Linked DNA regions of Homo sapiens: region 1 is linked to region 2. The links are chromatin loops, found by intact Hi-C in ENCODE. Cell type or tissue: chondrocyte. All regions are shown on one strand. Region 1 overlaps PDE4B (phosphodiesterase 4B). Region 2 holds the start of PDE4B (phosphodiesterase 4B).

Region 1 (8,000 bases), 50 kb before region 2:
ACCAGGAAAGAGTTGTTTACCATACACAAAGAATGTACTGTTTTTCCCTGTAACTCTAAGTAAAGGTTATCATGGATTGGTATGTCTTATTAAGTTTATCTGCCAAAAGCTGAGAAATTGCTAGTAATACAAATTTATGATAAAAACACTCCATTTGTGCCAGATAACTGAAATGAAAACTATTCCTCTCTATAACTATAAATGAAGTAACTCTAACTAACACTAGATACACAGCTAGAATTCTAGAGCTTTCAGAATCACTTGCTACTACTCCAGAAAGCTTTGGAAATACAATGTAGGCAACAATATCCAAACTTGTAAGAATTTGCCCCTCTGTTTCATTCACAGCTACATTCTTAGCATCTTAGCTTCTTAACCCTTCATAAATTAAATTAACTCAAAGCTCATCAACCTAGCATTCAAGGCCATTAAAAATATGTCAGAAATTGTTCTTACTGAAACTTGATTTTTATTACCTCCTATGCCACAACCAAACTGACCTATTTCTTTGTCTCCAAACATGTTCTACGATTTCTCAACTGTGTTCATTTTTGCCTCTCTGAATTCCACAACCTTGCCCTATGTTTATCTATTAAAATATACTTTATTCTATACTTAACCCAGTCTAGTGAAGTTTGTTGTCAGCCCCCAAAGGGGTTGGGAAATGCAGAGCTCATGGACAGAAACCACACCCTCCTCTCTCTGTGCTTTCTCCTCACTGGAATTAAGGGAGAGTGGCTCCTAGAGACCCATTGATAGAGACTGGAAGGTCGTGACATCCACCCTGATTGGATGCTTCCTGGGTGGAAACAACCTGTAGGCCTACCTAGTGCTGTCATGGAGTCAAACAAGATTAGTAAGAACTTAGACCATAACACCTGAAGTTTGAAAGATATGTGAACACAGGGATTGGGACCCTCTTCTGAAAAATTGATTTCTGAAGAGGAAAAGCCCACGGAGGAGGCGGCCAGCCAGGCACAGCTTAAAGATACTAAGATACAGTGTGGCTTTGAAGAACAAGATGGTAATTTACTTCCCTATTCTCTAAGCCCCTGCATAGGGACTGGAGAAAAAGTTGGAGGAGTTCTCATGGTTTCCTGTAATGAGACACCCATCCGGAGAAAGGAGATGCAGAACTTAAGAAAAATCTGACTTCCTCAATCTGAAAGAGTCATTAAAGATAAAGGGTGCAGGGGTAAAGCTGACACCCCGAGGACCATGCACAGCACTTAGGTGGATATCGCTCTACATGGACAGAGACCAGAACTGGATGGAATACAGTGACAGCAGGAGCACTGTTCAGCATCATCAATATGAGACCAGCTATACCAAGAGCTCTGCTTCCCTATTCCTTCATTCCGCCCACATTTCCTTAAACCAGAAGAGCTTATTCATCTCAAAGAGTAAAACATTGACGGTATCTCAGAGCCAGACCATATCTCACCCCTACAATAAAGTTAGGGTTACAACTCCAGCCCATGCTGTAGAGAGAGGGAGCTTTGACTCACACGAGACTGAAGTTCTAAACTGGGCTAGACTAAGTCTTAATAACTGAGAAGTGGCTAGGAAGCTATAGAAGCTAGCCAAGATTTTGTTAAAGGATGCTAGAAAATGATCCACAGAGCAGGGCTAAAAATTTAGATTGGAAAAATAAAGGCATTTCATGTTTATATTGCAATGAGTGTATATTTCTCAACAAATTATTTACAATTATTTATAACTGTGGAGAGAAGTACTGCATGTTGTTTAAGCTCACTTCTGAACTGCCAAAGTTATGTTGGATGTTATGTTGTACGCTGGGACATTATCCAGAGAATGAAAAATTGTCTGCAATTCTAATTAAAAGCAATTTATCATGTCATAGAGGCCAGAGTACAGAAATGACAGGTGGAGATGCCCCTTAGACAGATGGGGGTGGGCAGAACTCTTCACTGTAGTTGCAAATTCAGCAGCTGGGACTGTCTAGGCATACAGTTATCACTTCATATGTCAAACTACAACCCACTGAATTGATCCAAACCTCCGCAAAACTACTCCTAAATAGAGCTGCTTTACAAATCATTTACACCTCAGAATTCCTCCATAATTCTGTAATAAAAACAATTGGCCCAGTATCTGCTTATGATTTCTGGAAAGCTGTCCAGCTGGTCACAACCTCTAAGCTTTGAGCCAAGAAGAAGAGAATGCCTAGTATATCCTCCCCACTTCTTTTTATCTCTTTTTTTAGTTGCTGTTCAAGTAATGTGTTTGTGGGGAGAATAAACTACATATTAAAGACAGCAGCCTTTTTGGTTTTGGTCACTAAACAGTCTTGGAACAAAACTCCCTATAATAAAATAAATTACAAGAAACTCAAATTTGTTTTTATTTTGTTTTGTTTACTTTTTTTTGAATTTCAAATCCAACACAAAATAAGGCAGTAAGTTATTTTGGCTACCAAGTAAATAGTAATGAATTAAGCCAGTTTTAGCTGGAAAGCTTCCATTTGTCTAAGAGAACACAACGGTCTGCGAGAGTCCAGCTCTGAGACAACATTTCTTTGGTAATGTTAGATCTATCATCAAGGCGATGCCAAACACTTCCATGCGCACTACTTTTATTCCTCTTCAAAAATGTATTTGTGTTTGGACTGCCTAGCTAAATTGTAGGATACCTGAAATCATAGAAAATACTTTCTTTCTCAATTTTGTTATCCAGTACAGCACCCAGTACAATCATGAATACCTAATAAATACTTTTATTCTGTTGACTTTTGCCATCTGGCCCCCAAGGCCTAAATCCACATTTATGAAGCAATTCAGAAGCGTCAGATGTCAGGCACTTCAGATGTACCAAATATTATGATTATATATTGAAGACATGTGGATAAGAAATGTTTGAGGTAAATACAGTTAGTTTCTCTGAAGGTCAAACAGAAAGTAAAAACCAGGAAAAAAGAAACTGAACTACCTGAAACTTTAAAAACAATCTAATTAAGCCATCCACTCATATAAGCTTTATATGGTAACTTTGTTATGAAGATGTTCTATAATTGTCTTATTTCCACTTATGTCATACTGTGGAAACAGGCGAGTAATATTCAGTTTTACCAAGCAAACATAATGTAGAGATATGCCATTTTTAGAATAATTATATTTAACCAAAAGAAAATGCTAAGTTATAGCTTCTTTTAAAAGTACATCTTTATCCTTAAAATTTTTGGAAGAATAATATGTTTGGATACAAAACTTCTTATTTGCAAATGTAAGATAAAAGCAGACTTAAGGGAAAAAAAACAAATCCTGTCTTTCAACACCTACTGACTTAATTCAACAGACTGATTAAACGCATATATATATACTTAAAAACTTTTATCCTTATTTTTCACATTAAGAAACTCAAGTTTATATACACCAATGAACATTCTTCCATGTCCCATAGGTAGGAAATGAAAAGCTGAAAGTCCAAAATGTATTTTACTTTTTAACTGTTAACAAGAGGTGCTTCTCATAACCACCCATGGCATTTGGTAGTGGGAAATTTTCATGCACTCTCTTAACAGCTGTACCTTGGGGAAGGAAAGGGCAAAGTTTGCCATATAGGTATTGGAGTATCCAGGCTCCAAATGATAAAAACAAATGATGAAAGAGAAGCCAGCAAATGAATCTTTGTAATTCTCTTCTCTAGGGGCCTTCCTAGGAAGTGTAAGTATGTCTCTCGTGTGTTGGAAGCTGGGCCTTCTCAGCCTCACTCTTTCTGGAAACTTCCTGAGTATACCTCCTATATAACCTCTTTTCTTCATAATTCCTCAGTGTACCTCAGGCCTTCAGAATGACTCCAGCTCCTTAGTATGACAGAAAAGGCCCTTTAAGAAATGGTCCCCAATGGTCTACATCTCCAGTCTCATCTTTCTCCTTTCCTTTACCCATATACATCCTACACATTTGATAGTTATCCCCCAAATCCATAAACTTTCAAATGCCAGTGCCTATGCATATGTAACACCCTCTGTCTGGAACTCCTTCCTCCACTTCCCTATCTTCCTGGCATGAGCTCCTATTCATCCTCCTAGACGCCACCCATTCTCTGAGAATGTCAATGTCTCTTCTGTGAAGATTCAGAAGTACCTCTTGTGCTCTGCATGCAACTCTATTACCATGTAACATAGTGATTTGAAAATAAATACACACGCATGTATATGATGACTGTGAGCATTTTTAGGGCACAAACTTATTTTTCTCTGCCTCTATGTTTGTGGGTATTTTGCACTATTCTTGGCATGAAGTGGGTCTTCATGTATTTATCTGTTCAGCAAATATTTACTGAATACATGCCAAGTGCTAAGTACCATCTTAAGCTTGGAATAACAAGTCGGATGAACATTATAGGACTTAAATCCAGTAACAATAAATATCTGCTGAATTAAATATTCCTTGTTACAGTTGGTATAAATATACCTCCTTCCTCAGAAACAGCATGGCAATTTGCAGCTAATCATGATACAATATATGTTGTCCTATGTTTTAGTTGTTTGCATGTTTTATTATACCACTCAATAAGACTTCAAACTACTAAGAGCCAGGGATCACAAAAAGGGGTCACCTTAGAGTGCCGCTTCTGTTCTCCCATGCAACTCTTTCATATATGAATTATAATACTGAATAAAAACACTATAATTATTTGTTTTTGTATTTCCTGCAAAAAAAACCACTTTCTTAATGTTGAGAGACCATACATAGTATTTATTAGTGTTTTTTTGTGTCTGGCAAGTCAATACTCAATAAATATGCCTGGCATGACTGGATTAGCACAACATCTTGAAAATAGTATCTCCCTAATAAATACCCTAGAAATGATCTATTTCGCTTAAAACCCATATAGTCTTAAATATAGCTCCCTCTAATTGTCCATGGTGTAAGATTCACCTCCATGACTACATCGAAGGGAAAGACTAAGTTGATTTAATATTTCTAATTAGATAATGGATTCTTTGAAGAAAGTTATTGGTATATCTTTCACTATTTCCTTTTGTTATTGCCACTCAGAATAGATAATAATTATCAATAAATGTTCATTAGCTGCTTGACGGTTTAATTATTCAATCAGGGTAGAAAACAGACAACAATCCAAAATGGAATTTCTCTTATATAATAACATGTTGATGGTTTGTTGCCTACTTTTAATCTATTGATTAAAATTTTTGTATGTTACACTAAAAACTATTTTTCGAAGTAAAATAAACTCTAGAGATAATTTAGACCAGAGAGATGGCAATATAGGCTTATTTAGAATCTATTGAAGTTTGGATCCTCTCCAAGTAAAAAAACATATTTTCAAACATATTTAAATCATTTTGCATACCATTCTAAGTAATTCAAGGCCTCCCTTGAAGCCTTAGATGACTGCGACTTCTGGTTCATAACCCGTTTTTGGCCCTCATGTTAAAGATGGAGAAATCCCTAGTTTGAGGACAGTAGGCTGCTTCCCCAAGATCACACAGGTACCTTACCCCAGACTCCTCTATACTAAGCATTAACATAACTAGAAATGGCAATGAACTCTAAGTGCAATAATTCCTTCCTTCCTTCCTTTCCTTTCCTTTCCCTTTCTCTCTCTTTCTTTCTTCCTTTTCTTTCTTTCTCTCTCTCTCTTTTTTTCTTTCCTTCTTTGAAGGCAGAGTCTCGCTCTATCACCCAGGCTGGAGTGAATGAAGTGGTGACAATCTTGGCTCACTACAACCTCTGCCTCCTGGGTTAAAGCAAGTCTCATGCCTCAGCCTCCAGAGCAGCTGGGATTACAGGCATGTGCCACCACACCCAGCTAATTTTTTGTATTTTCAGTAGAGATGGGATTTCACCATGTTGCCTAGGCTGGTCTAGAACTCCTGAGCTCAGGCAATCCACCTACCTCAGCCTCCCAAAGTGCTGGGATTACCGGTGTAAACAACCGTGCCTGGCCTCTAAGTACAATGATTTCATTCGAATATTGTTAAATAATTTGCATCCTAGCAAGTTCAAAATACCCTACACCTGTATTCTGTTTCATTTACAAAATTTCTGAGAAGCCCAAAATGACTCAACATAGCGATTCCGAAATTTCAGTTGTTCAGTCTAACAACAAACATTTGATTCAATGCGACAAGGGGATATTGACTGCCTTTTACGAGTTCAGCTCTATGCTAGGTACCAAAAGTACAGAGGTGAAAAATATGCACATAAGGAGCAAAGATAGCCACTTCATCTGACCTTGGACAGAGGAAGTGTGTCTAATTCATCCAGTGCCCAGCACAGGGTCTCGTAGCTAACGATCTGAGACATTTATTTAACCAAAATAACATAAGAGATGGCTCATGCCCTTAAATAGCTCGCATTTTCTGGGAACTTTTTTTACTGTTATTTCTATTTGTCTCGACTGAATCTTCAAACTCTTTTTTGTTTTGTTTAGTATTGTTAATGCTTACAATAATATTAAGAAATGCTAAAGGCAAACAAACTTTTAAAAAGTTATAATAAAATTGTAACTACTCATTAAAAATCAGGATAATTTTTTAGTATCTTAAGAAAATAATTCTTTTTAAATCCAATTTGGTATTATTTTGTACATCAAGCTTAATTAGTATAACTATATGTTTTTCTTTTAAAACTTTTATTATAAATCAGTTATTTTAAAGTGTGCAACATTGAATATGATGTCTTGGTCCAATCTATCTTTCTTTTGAGGAATTTATGTTCATTTGCTTCTATTACAACTTTTTCATACTTCTCACCATTTTATACGTACACACACACACAGACACAAACATATACATATAAAACAGAAGTATTTATTAACTGAGTCTTAAGGATATGGTTAGATGCCACAATATAGTTTTCTATGAAATTCAGCCATCTTTTTTATCCTCATGTGGTGCAATTTACACATACTAACTTCACTTGGCTTATTTTTTTTATATATATTTAAAATCAATGCAAATCAAAACCACAATGAGATACCATCTCATGCCAGTTAGAATTGCAATCATTAAAAAGTCAGGAAACAACAGATGCTGGAGAGGATGTGGAGAAATAGGAACACTTTTACACTGTTGGAGGGAGTGTAAATTAGTTCAACCATTGTGGAAGACAGTGTGGTGATTCCTCAAGGATCTAGAACCAGAAATACCATTTGACCCAGAAATCTCATTACTGGGTATATACCCAAAGGATTATACATCATTCTACTATAAAGACACATGCACACATATATTTATTGTAGCACTGTTCACAATAGCAAAGACTTGGAACCAACTCAAATGCTAATCAATGATAGGCTGGATAAAGAAAATGTGGCACATAGACACATCATATAATACTATGCAGCCATAAAAAAGGATGAGTTCCTGTCCTTTGCAGGGACACGGATGAAACTGGAAACCATCATTCTCAGCAAACTAACACAAGAACAGAGAACCAAACACTGCATGTTCTCACTCATAAGTGGGAGTTGAACAATGAGAACACATGGACACAGGAAGGGGAACATCACACACAGGGGCCTGTCAGGGTGTGGAGGGCAAGGGAAGGGAAGGCATTAGCAGAAATACCTAATGTAGATGATGGGTTTATGGGTGCAGCAAACCACCATGGCACATGTATACCTATCTAAGAAACCTGCATGTTCTGCACATGTATCCCAGAACTTAAAGAAAAAGATAATAGGAGAATACTAAAAAAAAAAAATCATTGGTATTGAATGAAAGTATAAAATAATAAAATAAAATCACAGCAAAACATGCATCTAACAAAAGATCTAATCTTGGAAAGCTGGAGGTAAATAATATAGAGATTTTTATAACTGTTATTTCATAACTTAAGTTTATAGCTTATAGTCTAAGTATTTCCAAATCCTAAAGTATACAGCAAAAATTCGATATCTTACACACCTACTGCACAAGCCACAAGTTACAACTGATTTTCAGCAATAAATTATTTTTCTTAATACAACCTTTTTAAGTTCATCATCCAACACAATGAAATTATACA
Region 2 (8,000 bases):
TAGAATGTCTCAGCAAATAAGCATAAGCTGCAAAAAGAACCAAATGGAAATTATTGAGTTGAAAAATATAGTAATCAAAATAAAATACTAGATGGGCTCTGTAGTAGAGAAGACAGAGGACAGAATCAGCGAACTTGAAAACAGACCAATGAATGTTTTCTATTTGAACAAAGAGAAAATACCAGAAAAAAAAATGATGAACCAAGCCTCGGGGTCTTGTAGGACAACAACAAAAGATCCAACTTTCATATCATCAGAGTCACAGAAGCAGATAAGAAAGAGAGTGGGGCTGAAACACTTTTGTGTTTGAAGAAATAATGCCTAAGAATCTCCCAACTTGGTGAAAGACAAACCTACATTTTAAAAACTTCATCAAATCCCAAACAGAGCAAACCAAAAGAAATTCATGCCAAAACACATCATAATCAAACTTCCAAAAAATGAAGATATAGAAAATATTCTTGAAACTCTCCAGAGAGAAATGACGCATTGTGTATAAGGGAACGTCAATTCAAACAACAACAAATTTCTCATTGAAACCAGGGAGGCCTGAAATGAAGTGACATAACATTTTTCAAGTGCTGGAAGAAAAAGAAACTGTCAACTATAAATTCCTTCCACATATGCATCTTCTATATCATATTTGATGGTTGAAACACCACATTTCAAAAGACCAATGGATTAAAACTGGCAAAATGAATGTATGGGGTAAGAACATAGTCACAGGTGGGTTTCCCTGGCAAGCTAATTCTGAAATGAAGTTCAAAGCCCTATTTTCTTGGGAACCGCCTTGTTATCCACACCTGAGGAAGGATGGGGAAGGAAACAGAAAGGACCAAAGAGAGAAGTAGAGCTGCAATGCAAGCCCTCAGGGAGCTCCAGAGCTAGAAAGATCCTTCAGAGTTTTCCAGAGTTGTGCTGCAATGGCCCAACCTTTATACTCCCACATGGATCAGCCATTGGATGTGAGCTGCGCTGGAAAGGGGTGTGACCTTGGACAAGGGAGCTTTCTACAGCTCAGGCAATCCCTGAAGAGTCTGACTATTGAAGGCCATCTGTTGACCACACTCCCAGAAGCTGGGGCAACAAGTCCCTCCTTGAAGAACGATTTGGCACATCACAGTGTCCACTGTATTACCACATGGTGGCTACAATAGCCAGTGCCTGAAGGAACTCATTTGTTTTGTGGTCAGCAACATCCTAAACCTTGTCCAAACTATGCTGTTTGAAGGTTTTTGGAAATAGAAATGGGTGAAATTGTATGACATGATAATAAATTACTAACCACCAAATCTTTCTAACTGAAGACCTCTTCATATACCTCTTGCTCCTTAGCCAAATTAAGTCAAGTAAGATATTAGGAGTAACCTAGAACTCTTTATTTCTTCACAATTTTAAATATTGCATTTGTAAACCAAAATGGAATTATTATTTCTGTGTCCAGTATCTTTATCAAACAAGCCTTTATTTGTACATACACAGTAACTATTACTGTTAAATACTTAAATACCTGTCTCTAGACAGGCAAAGGACTCCAAGATCAGAAAACCATGTATGATTGATTTCTTATTCCTCAAATCAAAAAACAGTCCTATTTTGAAAGCAAACAGTATGTCTAACAGGTTACTCTCTAGAGAAATTTAAGACAATTCATTTTTGCAAAATATGTCAAGCCATAAAGAAACTGAAAAGCAAATCAGCTGATAAAAATACAAGTAGACACACTGCAACATTGTTTAGCTCCCAACTGTAACAAGAAAAATAGAAAGATGATAGATATATAGATAAACAGCCTCAATGCATCGATCATGCCATCTCATAAATTCCAGTCCATTTAACAATCTTACTTATTTTTTGTAAATTAACAAAATTGGCACGTTGTTGTTTAGAAAATGAAAAAGAATAGAAACAGCCAGCAAACATATTACAGTCAAGTCCTACAAGTATTGATTTGAAGAGCTGAAGAGACCAATGCTATATTTATTGACATTAAGGGGATTTCTCTCTTGGGATACCAAGAAATGAGGTATCCTGAGAGAGAAGAAGCTCAACTTCCTTTACCTGCAGTGAAATCATTGGCCTTATCTATCTTCTTGTGAATTCATGTACAGATAAATTCTAGACCCCTACCTACACTTCAGGTTGTAGGTAAAAACACTGAAATCTCCAAATTTGTTTCGTTTTTATGAATATAATTGGTATAATAACAGCTTTTGGCAAAAGGAAACGGAGGGGGAGTATGATCTACTAATAAAAATAGTATCTGGACATTTATTACTTTTTTTATGCTTAATGTGCCTTTCATTCTTATAACTTAGCCAAGAGTTTTCCAGCAGCTGGAAATCTTTGAAATTAAACGATGCATGTGATTCAAAGAACAGTTATATCTCAGATCTAAGATGCAGAATGCATAGAGTTACCATTTCTGTTCAGTGGCATCATATAATTATGATGTAAACCTAATGTAAGTACAATGTAATTTTAGGTGACCGTCTCAAAGTCTTGCTAAAAATTATCCCAGGCACGTGTGTGACACACACAGACACACACACACACATATATAACTACTGTAATTAAGAGCGATTCTTCTGTGCGCTCCTCCTTATACACGCTTTAAAGCTGTTGGCCATAGTGGGTTCCGATTTGTGTTTGAAGTACCGCACAAGGAAGGTGGCCTGTGAAAAACGGGAAGGAAGGAGGCAAAACAGGAAGATGGAAGAAGAGAGTAGGCATGAAGGAAAGTGACAGGAGAAAGGAGGAGAGCCTCTTCCTTCCCCAACACACTCTTGTAGCTAGAAAGGTCCAAGCCCCCTCACCAAACACCAGACAAATCTTCCCAAAAGTTCCTGGCAGAGCCTTGGTGATGCCGAGGCTTGAGTGCGCCCCTCCTTGGTGCCCCAGCCACCAGGGCACGCAGGAGCATCCTGGAGCCTCAGCCCAGCAAACTCTTGGGTAGTTCAGGTTCCCTTCCGCGCCCGCTGCCTGCAGTCAATCACTGGGCACCGCGCGCCCATCCGTCACCTACTCCAGGGCTTCCAAGCCCTGAATCCTTCTGCCTCTCTCCATTCTCCCTTAGCCTCTCTCCATCCTCTCCTCCCCAGTGACTTGTCAAGAGGTCCAAGGGCGGAAGCCGAAGCAGAGAAGATGAGGGCGAAAGGCTAGGGGCCGGTTGGCGGATTTCCTACAAGGGGCGACAATGACGCCGTCAAGACGACCATCCAGGCCCGGCGGCCCCATTCCCTCTTTGCCCCACATCAGCCCCACAGCACCCTACACTCTCCATTGAGGCTTCAGTGTGTGATGAAGTAAGAGAATGAGGAAAAATAAACCCGCAGCCTCCTAGGCAGCCCTTACCTCAGGCTGCCCTCGCAGAAGCCGCCCTCCTCCTGCCCGAGGCGCCTCTGCTGCACCGCCGCGGCCGCAGCGCTCTGGACGCCGGGGCTCCGCCCGGCGCGGGTAGACCATGCGCTGCGAGTGAGCCTTCCGCGCTCCCGGGGGTGGGGGACGAAAGTCTGCCCGGAGGGCGCTCGCGTGCAGCCCGGCCCGCGACGAAGAGCCTGCAGCCGCTGAGGCGAGGCCAGGAGCCCCGGGAAGGGGCGCGCGGGCCGGGGGCGCGCGCGCGGACGGGCCAGCGGGCTAGCCTGGGGAACCCGCGCCAGGGAGACACAGGCGCTGGCGACGCGCCCCTCAGCTCTTCTCTCGTCCTCTGGCCCTTTAAACCCCCTCTCCCTACTGTCCACCCCCGCCCCCCGGAAGAGAGACAGCTCGCCGGTGCCACTTGGTCTGCCGCGCTGCGCTCCTCAGCCGGGTGCGGGGAATAACAATGTGACCGTATCGCACGGACGAGATGCTGTGTAGTAGGTTGTAACTGCTGAGGCCACCACCTGTCAATTCTAGGGTGCAAAGCACGCCGTCCCCAGTCGTCTGGCCTCTCCCTGATTGCCCTCCCAGGTTATTTTTTCCCCCACCTACCTCACAGACCTCCTGCAATATTCCGCGGGCACGGTACCAGGGGAGTTTTGCAAAATAACCCTCTCTCCCAGCCGGGAGCTCACTGCATCTCCCTTACCACCAGAGCTGAAGGATTACGCACAGCCCTGCGTGCCTATCCAAAGCCAGAGACCGAAAATCCTGGTTTGAACCCCACACTCGCCGGCCCCCCAGCCCCCATTCATAATCCCAGCGGCCGTCTGCCACTACACACCCTCCCCCGGCCGCCCGCGCTCTTTCCCATTCGCCGTCCCTGGAACGTGTCAGTCACTCGCTGTGCATCTGCCATGAATACAAGACGAAGAGCTCTGCAGCTACTGGCTGCACAAAGAGGGACTGGGGCGCAGGGGACGCAGACCCCCGGGTTGGGGGAGGCGAGAGAGCCAGCGGGGCACATTACGTGGAAGGAGCCAGTGGGACCGTGGGAGTCCTCTGGTCTCCTGTTGCACAAAGGAGCGCCAGAGTGAATACGCGCAGTGCTCCTGAACCAACAGGTCAGATCACCTCCCAAGAGGTGCTCCACCAAGACACCCCTGAAGGTGAGTCCCACAACTTGGGAATTCGTGTGATGGAGCAACAGGCACTCAGTAACCTGACTGAGCCTGCTTTAAAAATGCAACAGGATGGAGAGAGAGCGAGAGCGAGAGCGAGAGAGAGAGAGAGAGAGAGAGAGAGAGAGTGTGTGTGTGTGTGTGTGTAGAGTGGGAGAGGTATGCTGGAAAGCACAAGTTTCCTTTTCCCCGGTTGTCCAGCCCTTTCAGTCAGAGAAAAAAAGAAGGAAGCTGGCAAGGAAAAGAGGAGGAAGATAGGCATGAAGTAACTTTGCCTATCCAACTACTACAGTAGCTAGAGACCAAAATGACTTTAATAGACAACATTCGCCTGTTTCTCGATTTATTCCAATAAACATCATGCACACCTACTGTGCACTGAGCACTTTGCAGAAGCTAAGGATGCAGAGTCGATTAGGACATAGTCTCTGCACCCAAGGAGCTCACTGCCTAATAGGAGAACCAACTATGAAAGCCCGAGACAAACAACACAAGTATTTCACAACAGAAGCACATGCCAATTGCATAAGTGGAAGCAATTTTTTCTATGTAAGAGAAGGAACAGGTCAGGGAATTTAAATCCCATCTGAACTGTGTATTAAAGGACAAATAGGGACCTCCCAAAGAAGGGCAATAACCTAATAACCTACTATTCACCCATTCACCCAAAATAGCTTTACATGCCTGTACATTGAAAGGCATGTCTAAGAGCTTATCAGTGTAGGAACTTAATGAACTTTCCCCTTCATGGTTTTGGAGGAAACATATTCAAACACTAGCGTTTGGAGTATAAAACACCTATTTCCCCACATCTGAGATGCTACCAAGTGTTCGCTGGTTATTCTGCCTTTTTGGACCTGTTGCTTACACTATACCATCTACCTCATCCATAACCTTGAAATTGAGCCCAAAGCCAAAATTAATAATAGTGAGGCAATAAGCACCTGAAAGGAAGCCAACAAAATCCGCAATGTAGTCATTGTTCTCACAGTTTTCATCTGTAAAATGATGATAATGGAATCTCTTTTTCTGAACTACAGTTAGGATTAGTTAGATGTATTAAATATAAGGCAACCATTGCCTAAAGAGAGTGTAAGGAATCTAAATTGTAGTTCAATCTAGGGGAAAAAAAGAACCAATTTGAGCATCATGCTGCCCCTTTTTGAATATGAGAAATTTGAAAGGTATTAATAATTACTAAGCCTCCCAAGGTTATTACATCATCTTCAGAAAAATGTGTCCAAAGAGTTCTTACTGCAAAAAGAATTATATACGGATTCCAGTAGAAAATGATGTCAGCTTTTTAAGCATCTTTCTCATCTCTTTCTAAAAATTACATAAACTAACAAAGAGAATGGAAAAAAACTGTCAAACACCATTTTCAACAAATTTATATAGATTTTACCTACAAACCCCAAAGCGCTTCTAAAGGTTACCAAAAGCAGCTGAGTTTGGGCAGAAGTCATATGGAAAAGGCCCAGGGAGAGGCAATGGGAACCAGCACTAGAAGTATCAGAAAGTGCCAGCAAAAGTATGTTTTCTGGGAAATGAGAGGTGTGTCGTAAAATGCAAAGCTGTCTCTCAAAAACTGGAGCAGAAGCAGAAGGAAGAAGGCAAAAGAGATACATACATACAGATGACAAAAGGAGAACAGGGAGTTCCCAGAAACATGGTAGGAGCAGATCTCAGGGTCAGCAAAACTTTAGTGCTTGAAGATGGTCAAATCACTATGAAATGTAAAAGTCCTGTTCCTTCTTTTTAAGAACTGGGGAGCAGAGAACTACTGGAAAAGGATCTTCTGGACATAATTCCCTTCAGAGTCTCAGAGGAAGTGAGTATACAAAGATGCCATAACTACTAAAAGCAGTCTGTTTGTGAGGCAACAGTAAAAGTGAATCCATAATCTATTGCTGCATAACAAGCCACCCGAAACAATGGTTTAAAAAGCTACCAGTGATTTGCCTACAATTTAGTGAGATGGAAAATTGGGATGGGCTCAGCTGTGTGGGCTCAATGGCTAATCTCTGCCCCATGCGGTATCAGCAGGTCTTACTCACAAATCTGGGCCTCTGGAAGGGATGGCTTGGACACCTAGGGCCTTTTCCCAGGAAGCTAGTCAGGCTTTTTCACATGGAGGTAGACATGTTCCCAGTAGCAAGAGAAATGGCAGCCTAGTGTTCATGCTGTAGTGTTCACACACTTTCAAGTTTCAAGCTTCTGTATGTGTTGTGTTTGTTAATGTCCCGTTGGCTAAAGCAAGTCATGTAGCTAAGTCCAGAGTCAATGTGGGAGTATTTTATGGGCATGGGTAGAGGGAGGTGTCAATTATTGGGGATCATTAAGTGGGAGCTATTTGTTTTGAGAACAGGAAAGCCACTTTGCAACCTCCACTTCAGGAACTTTCTCTAAGGAATTTGACCAGAAAAATAATTCATTCAATAGTGAGCAGTGATAAAGAAGAAACTGGCATAACACAGATACAGACATACTATTTTTAAAATTCAGAAAATTAGCATCAAAACTTTTTAATAGATGAGAGGAAAAAGTGTTGTCACAGAGACAATTAAAATTGTGACTATAAATTTCGAAATGCAAGAAAAAAACTAATAATACTTTAGCATAGTATTTACTGTTGCCAGGCAATATTCTTACCACTTTGTAGAGATATGAACTCAACTGATTCTCAACACAACTCTGTAAATTAGATATTGTTATTATTATTACCATTATATAGATTTAAAGACCTAAGGGACAAGTTAAGTAACACTCAAGATCACACAGTTAGAGGAAGACCCCGTATTTAAACACAGTTAATCTTGTTCTAGAGTCTTTGCTCTTATTCATAAGCAGCATAGTTTCTCTAAATTAAGCATATTTGTTGATATGTTAAGAAATAAACATCATCTATTAAGGAAAACCAAAAGGCACAAATGAAGAAACTCAAGAGAGAGATGAGGAGGATGAAATTAGTTGATTTTTTTAGCAGAAAGAAGAAGAAAAGCAAACCATGACAGAAATGAAGACAATATTGGAAGAAATACAAAAAAGGACTAAGTATTGCAGATAAGTAAGACATAGCAAATAAAAGTATTTGTGTGAAACTGATAATGATAGATGAAATACAACACACATATAATTGGAGTCTCTAAAGAAGAATGGGTGCAGCACACCAGCATGGCACATGTATACATATGTAACTAACCTGCACATGTTGCACATGTACCCTAAAACTTAAAGTATAATAATAATTTTAAAACAAAAAAAAAATCACCCAGAAAAAAAAAGAAGAAAACCTTATCAGTGGAACAGAGCAAATGTTTAAGCAAAATTTTTAAAAAACTTTCTTGAAACTGATAAAAAAAAGACTTCAATCTACATGTTCAAAATAAATACCATGTAGTAGAAAAAAATGATTCATGATGGTTGAACAAAGAAATATACTAACAAATTATTGAGTTT

Evidence for each region. Peaks named below come from ENCODE experiments on the same cell type or tissue, not always from the same donor. Only the 100,000 strongest peaks of a DNase experiment are listed, where the experiment ranks them.
Region 1: a loop joins it to region 2, with 4 times the contacts of the local background. A loop is called at or near these places in 4 of 110 quality-filtered maps.

Annotation. Positions count from the first base shown.
Region 1 is chr1:65,838,952-65,846,951 of GRCh38, reverse strand. The region is part of intron 1 of PDE4B (phosphodiesterase 4B); the gene reads right to left. Among named protein-coding and RNA genes, the nearest start is that of PDE4B, 50 kb to the right of the region's middle. RefSeq lists a silencer at 5,628-5,894. In chondrocyte, no CTCF peak of the experiment used is centred here; no DNase peak of the experiment used is centred here.
Region 2 is chr1:65,788,603-65,796,602 of GRCh38, reverse strand. It overlaps PDE4B (phosphodiesterase 4B), which reads right to left and starts at 3,708. Exons shown (of 17, transcript NM_002600.4): 1 at 3,355-3,708. In chondrocyte, no CTCF peak of the experiment used is centred here; a DNase peak (open chromatin) is centred at 3,102.